Linked DNA regions of Homo sapiens: region 1 is linked to region 2. A link is an interaction called in ENCODE POLR2A ChIA-PET data of the cell type or tissue named here. Cell type or tissue: MCF 10A. All regions are shown on one strand. Region 1 overlaps ULK4 (unc-51 like kinase 4). Region 2 overlaps ULK4 (unc-51 like kinase 4).

Evidence for each region. ChIA-PET counts read pairs that join two places held together with the same protein. Peaks named below come from ENCODE experiments on the same cell type or tissue, not always from the same donor. Only the 100,000 strongest peaks of a DNase experiment are listed, where the experiment ranks them.
Region 1: POLR2A ChIA-PET joins it to region 2 with 5 read pairs; 2 of 35 experiments call an interaction of 5 or more read pairs at or near these places.

What each region holds. Positions count from the first base shown.
Region 1 is chr3:41,249,924-41,252,423 of GRCh38, reverse strand. All of the region lies in intron 35 of ULK4 (unc-51 like kinase 4), which reads left to right. Among named protein-coding and RNA genes, the nearest start is that of CTNNB1, 52 kb to the right of the region's middle. In MCF 10A, no CTCF peak of the experiment used is centred here; no DNase peak of the experiment used is centred here.
Region 2 is chr3:41,680,169-41,682,668 of GRCh38, reverse strand. It overlaps ULK4 (unc-51 like kinase 4), which reads left to right. Exons shown (of 37, transcript NM_017886.4): 28 at 865-916; 29 at 1,017-1,161. Among named protein-coding and RNA genes, the nearest start is that of ULK4, 280 kb to the left of the region's middle. In MCF 10A, no CTCF peak of the experiment used is centred here; a DNase peak (open chromatin) is centred at 978.

The DNA.
Region 1 (2,500 bases), 430 kb after region 2:
TTTTACTGATATATTCTATTGTAATACTTGTTTCAAGAGTGTTAGTGATTGTTTTTAGCATTTTTATAATAGCACTTTGAAGTCTTTGTCAGATAATTCCAACATATGTCATTTTGTTTATTGTCCTCTGTTGATTGTCTTTTTTCATGTCAGCTGAGATTTTATGGTTGCTTTTGCCAAGTAATTTTGAATTGTATCCTGGTCATTAAAAATATTACATTATAAGACCCTGTCTTGTTAAATACTACAGAGAATATTGATATTTTTGTTTTAGCAAGCAATCATGCTGATTAGGTTCAGGCTGCAGGTTGGAATTGTAATTTCAGTGTCATATTGGTTTCACAGGTTTTGCAGTGCTATGTGCATCTATCTGGTGTGTCCCTCCCCAGGGGTCAGTCTGGGATGTGAGCAGAGATATATTTGTTACCTCAGTTCTTCAATTCTGGGGCATGCTATTGGGATCGGTTCCATGCATACACAGGTTGGGGGTGAGGCCAAGAGTTCATAAACAGTTTTATGGAGTAACTTTACTAAGCTCTTCTTGATTCATTCTCTCCCCAGTACTTTCTGGTTCTCTGGGTTTCCCATTTTTTATCTGGCCTAAAACTGCCTAGTTCCATGATTATGCAACATCCAGGCCAAACACTAGGAGAACAGAGAAAGAATAGAGATCTGGTTGCAGGCTCCTCTTGCTGGCTATTGTTGCTGCCACCTCTGTCCCCACTACCACTGCTGCCATCACAGAATGGCCTGGGACACAAGAGGATGGAGAAAAAAGAGCAAAGCAATCTTGAGGGGGTTTCATCTACTCTCTAGGGTTTTGGGGATTTCCCTTCTCTATTCCTCAAGCTGGGTTTCTTCTAGGGCTTTTGGGGTTTGGGTTTGTTGCATCCAGGCTAAGAAAGAAGTGGTAAACTCACTGCCAGTTCAGTGGTGCTTTGAATTCAGTGTCCTCTCCTATTTACCTGTTGCTGTTTGCTTTTCAGTGTTCTGAAATAGCTGCGCTGTAGATTTGCATCCAGAGGGAGAGAAAGAGTGTCATGTGTTTTCTCTGTCTTACGCAGAACTGGAACCTCTGATTGATATAATTTAAAATTTTTATTTTTGAATTAACTCATCCTTATATACAGAACAACAGCTGATGTTATGAATAAGAGTCAGGTAAATGGCCAAACCACGTAGTTTTCAATTGGCGTTGTTTATGTCTACATTTATGTCAGCTACACATGATACCATTTTGGCATCTTCCTTTGATCACATAACTGTCACTGTAGATTTCTATTTGCACCTTCTAACCAGCCTTGTGGATGAAAGTCATCTTCTGATTTATTTGCAACTTGTGGGTGATTTCCTGGGAGCACAGCCTCTGCACACAATCTCATGGCAGGGCTGGTCGGGGCACTGAGCCTGGATGTAGTCAGCTGACCTGTTTGAGGCAGTTCTGAGAAAAATGAAGTGGGAATCCTCACTGAAGACGCCTGATGGGGAGTGTACCTTCAGTGTAAGTTTATGCATACTTCAGACATAATTGAACTACAGCTGGCATTTTTAAGCAGTAGTCTTTTGAACACATCAAGTTGGGTGCAATTTCAGAACAAATTTACATGCAGCTCTTCCGAGATGCAAATCTTTGCAGAAATCACACCTGATGCAGTTGAACTGGCAGCTGTTCTCTGGCATACTCAGGAAGGTGGGAGAGGATCTCAGTGGAGGTGCGAATGCATTCATATATAATTCAGAGTTCATGTTAATGTTTAGTTACCCCTGTGACCTATCATGAGTGGTTGATTAAAAAATGTTGAGCCTCTTAACTAAGGAGACAATAATCCAGCCTCGGTTGCTGTGATCAAAGTCAGCTGAAGCCATCCTGGTTCCACCTTCGTGGTGGGGAGACAGTCTGGCTCCGTGTGGACTCCTGTAGCAGCCCCTTAATTTCAGCTTTGGTTACCTCATAAATAAAACATGATATATACTTACCTTGTAAGGTAGGCTGTTGAGAAGATTAAATGAGAAAACATATAGGAAACAGCATTCTGAAATGTAAAGTGCCATACAAGCGTTTATTACAAGAAATTTTAAACTAACAAAGATAACAATAGGAGGCAACGGTGAATTAAGAGAAGCAAGTCTAATAGTAGAATCAAAGCCTTCTCTTCTCTGCCTTTCAGGACATGGACTCATTTTATGGAGGGTCTGAATTGTGAGGTCTCTGGGTGGGTCTAGAATTGTGGGTCTAGATAAATCCCCACCTGAGCCTATTCTAGCCCTGAGAGTGTATGATTCTGCAAATAGGTGCTACAGAGTCAGGCATGCCCAAGTGTTTTTCTCATAGGACTGTGGCGATTAGCATGGGCACACTTCCTGGGGTTTAGTTATTAATGCCTCTCTCCCAGGTCCCCAGGCACCTTCTTGGCATCCTTCTATCCACGTGAAAGAGATCATGTTGGGCTGAGAGCCCCAAAGACAGATTTCCAGTTGCTAGCCAGGCCTCTTGAGTCCC
Region 2 (2,500 bases):
ATACTGTCACATATAAATTTCCTATGTCAAGTGGAGATAGAATATGTTAATACTGATGGGCCACCAGCCACATATGGAGATTCTTGCCTGTGCAGGGCGTTGTTTTGTTGGTATGGACGGCAAGATGTCGTTTGGCTGTGCACAGATTCTCCTGCTCTTTTATCAGTATAGAGAGAACAAGTACACAAACAATGGGAATTTTGTTTATTGTCACTAAAATAGTTCATCAAATGAAACAGTAGTTTTCATCATTAGACTGGAGTAGGGATTCTTTCTTTTTTGGTATTTTGGAGGAAAATACTTGTTTTTTGGGGTTAAGTTTTAAACCATATTTGATTGTTCTCTGATACAACTAGGAACTCACAGGGGTGGTTTGTATAGTGGATTTACATCTTTGTGGTCTATTTCTAAAAATAACCAAGACGAACTTGTCATAGTTATTTGATGTATTTGATAAAACATGGGGACTATTGTGTCTTTTTTTTCCCAACATTTTGATTGTTGTTTAGGTTAAACTTGATGTAATGATCACCAGCTTATACATACTAATTTGATGGTTTAATGCCAACCTGTGCCAACTAGATTTTGCATTATATTCTAAAGTTCCTTTCATAGACCCTGAAGGTTTTGATAAATTACTGTTTTGATTTTCATAATGTCATTTTGACCTGAGGACTTTTTTAGATTTAAATGAGCTTGGTGGTTTATTAAATGTCATGGAGAGTTTAAATCCAGGATAAACTTAGCCGTTGCTTTTTTTCACTCCTTTGATTAGGGATTCTGTCTGTGGAAAAAATATAGATAGTGGTTGATATCAGTTTTGTGTTCATAGAGATTCTGAGTCTTTTACATGCTTTCTTTTAGGTTGTTGACTATATACTGCCACCCTTGGTGTCCTTGGTTCAAAGCCAAAATGGTAAGTGTGATGACACCAGCAAGAATTGCATCAGTTACACATTCTATTTTCATTCTGTCTCCATGGAGTCACATTCTTGGCATTTTTTTTTTCTTTCAAGTGGAGTGGAGACTCTTTAGCTTGCGGTTGCTCTCAGAAACCACATCTCTACTCGTGAACCAGGAGTTTGGGGATGGCAAGGAGAAGGCCAGTGTTGATTCTGACAGCAATCTTCTGGCTCTCATTCGAGATGTCTTACTTCCCCAGTAAGTATCATGCAGTTGTATTCATGCAGAGAAGTGTAGGCTATCCAGGAAGCTTCTGTCAAACTAGGTTCAGTGATGGGGTTGGGGTCTTGATGTCCTTATGTTTATACACATATGCTTGTGTACTCATTATAAAAAAAGTTTAGACAGGTGCGGTAACTGTTAGACTGCAGAAGACTCAGAAGGTCTCAGTTCATCTTTGAGGACATCCATTTAAAGCTTAATCTGTTTTTTGCCAGAAACATGATTTTGAAGTTATGCAGATTTAAACGTGTTCATGGCTCAAGGGGTGAGGGTTATGATTCAAGGTCTATATTACACGACTACTGGAACATGAAATTGAGACTTCTCCTGGCTCTACTCAGAAATAATAGAGATAGAGGTAATCCCCTTCTCCAAACTCTTGGAATAGAACTTAGGTTTAGTTCTGAGCAGGACTTTCTCAGGGGTTGGGTGGAGGTGGCGGAACAGGTAATGAGTATGGAGAAAGGGTTTTTGTATTCTTTTACTTCATTGCTCATAAAGCAAACACACAGCAGGATGACTACTGAGGGCACCTAATGCAAACATGCAAAACCCTAAAATCTCACCTTATAGTTGAGGGGACACTGTCAATTTTATCAAAGCTAGTTTCAAAAAGTATATGCCATATGTCAATATTAAAGAAGATTTTGTGAAATCAAACAAATGCTAGATGGTGTATCATGCATTAATATGCCTACCTGATCATGGCTTTCTCCAGGGCCTGGGCCGCAGTCTGGGTCAGTTTGGCAGGTTTATAAGAATGACAGCCTGAGTTAATGCTTCCCTCTATTGTTTCAACTTCTTAAGACCCACTGTTCTCATTTAAAAAAAATTAATGATCATAGTAAAGAAATCAGATGTAATTACATTCTGATTTTGGCCAATGTTAAGAGTTTGAACTCTCTCATATAATATTAGGTTCACATTAAAGAAAACCCAAATAACTGAAATTGCCAGTTGCTGTAGATGAAGCACTCAACCACTCCAGTTGGTTGAGGAAGGTACCTTTTACTAAGTGTGTGGGTGTTCTGTGTCGACCCTTTGGCTCTCTGGGGGAGCCTGTCTTGACTGACTGGAGCTTGATTTCTAGGCCAGCCTCTTGTTTCTTTTTTCCTATTTACACTTCTGCAGCTGGTTTCAGGGACAGCTCTGATAATTAATATGTACTGTAAGAATACTTTTAATGCCCAAAGTAAGACAATTGTTTGAAACTTTGTCATGTGGAGTTTGCTCAGTGATAAACTGTCAGTAGGTACCTTTTCAGTTACATTTGTTATATATGAGTGTATGTCTGTGATCTATACTTATGTGAATT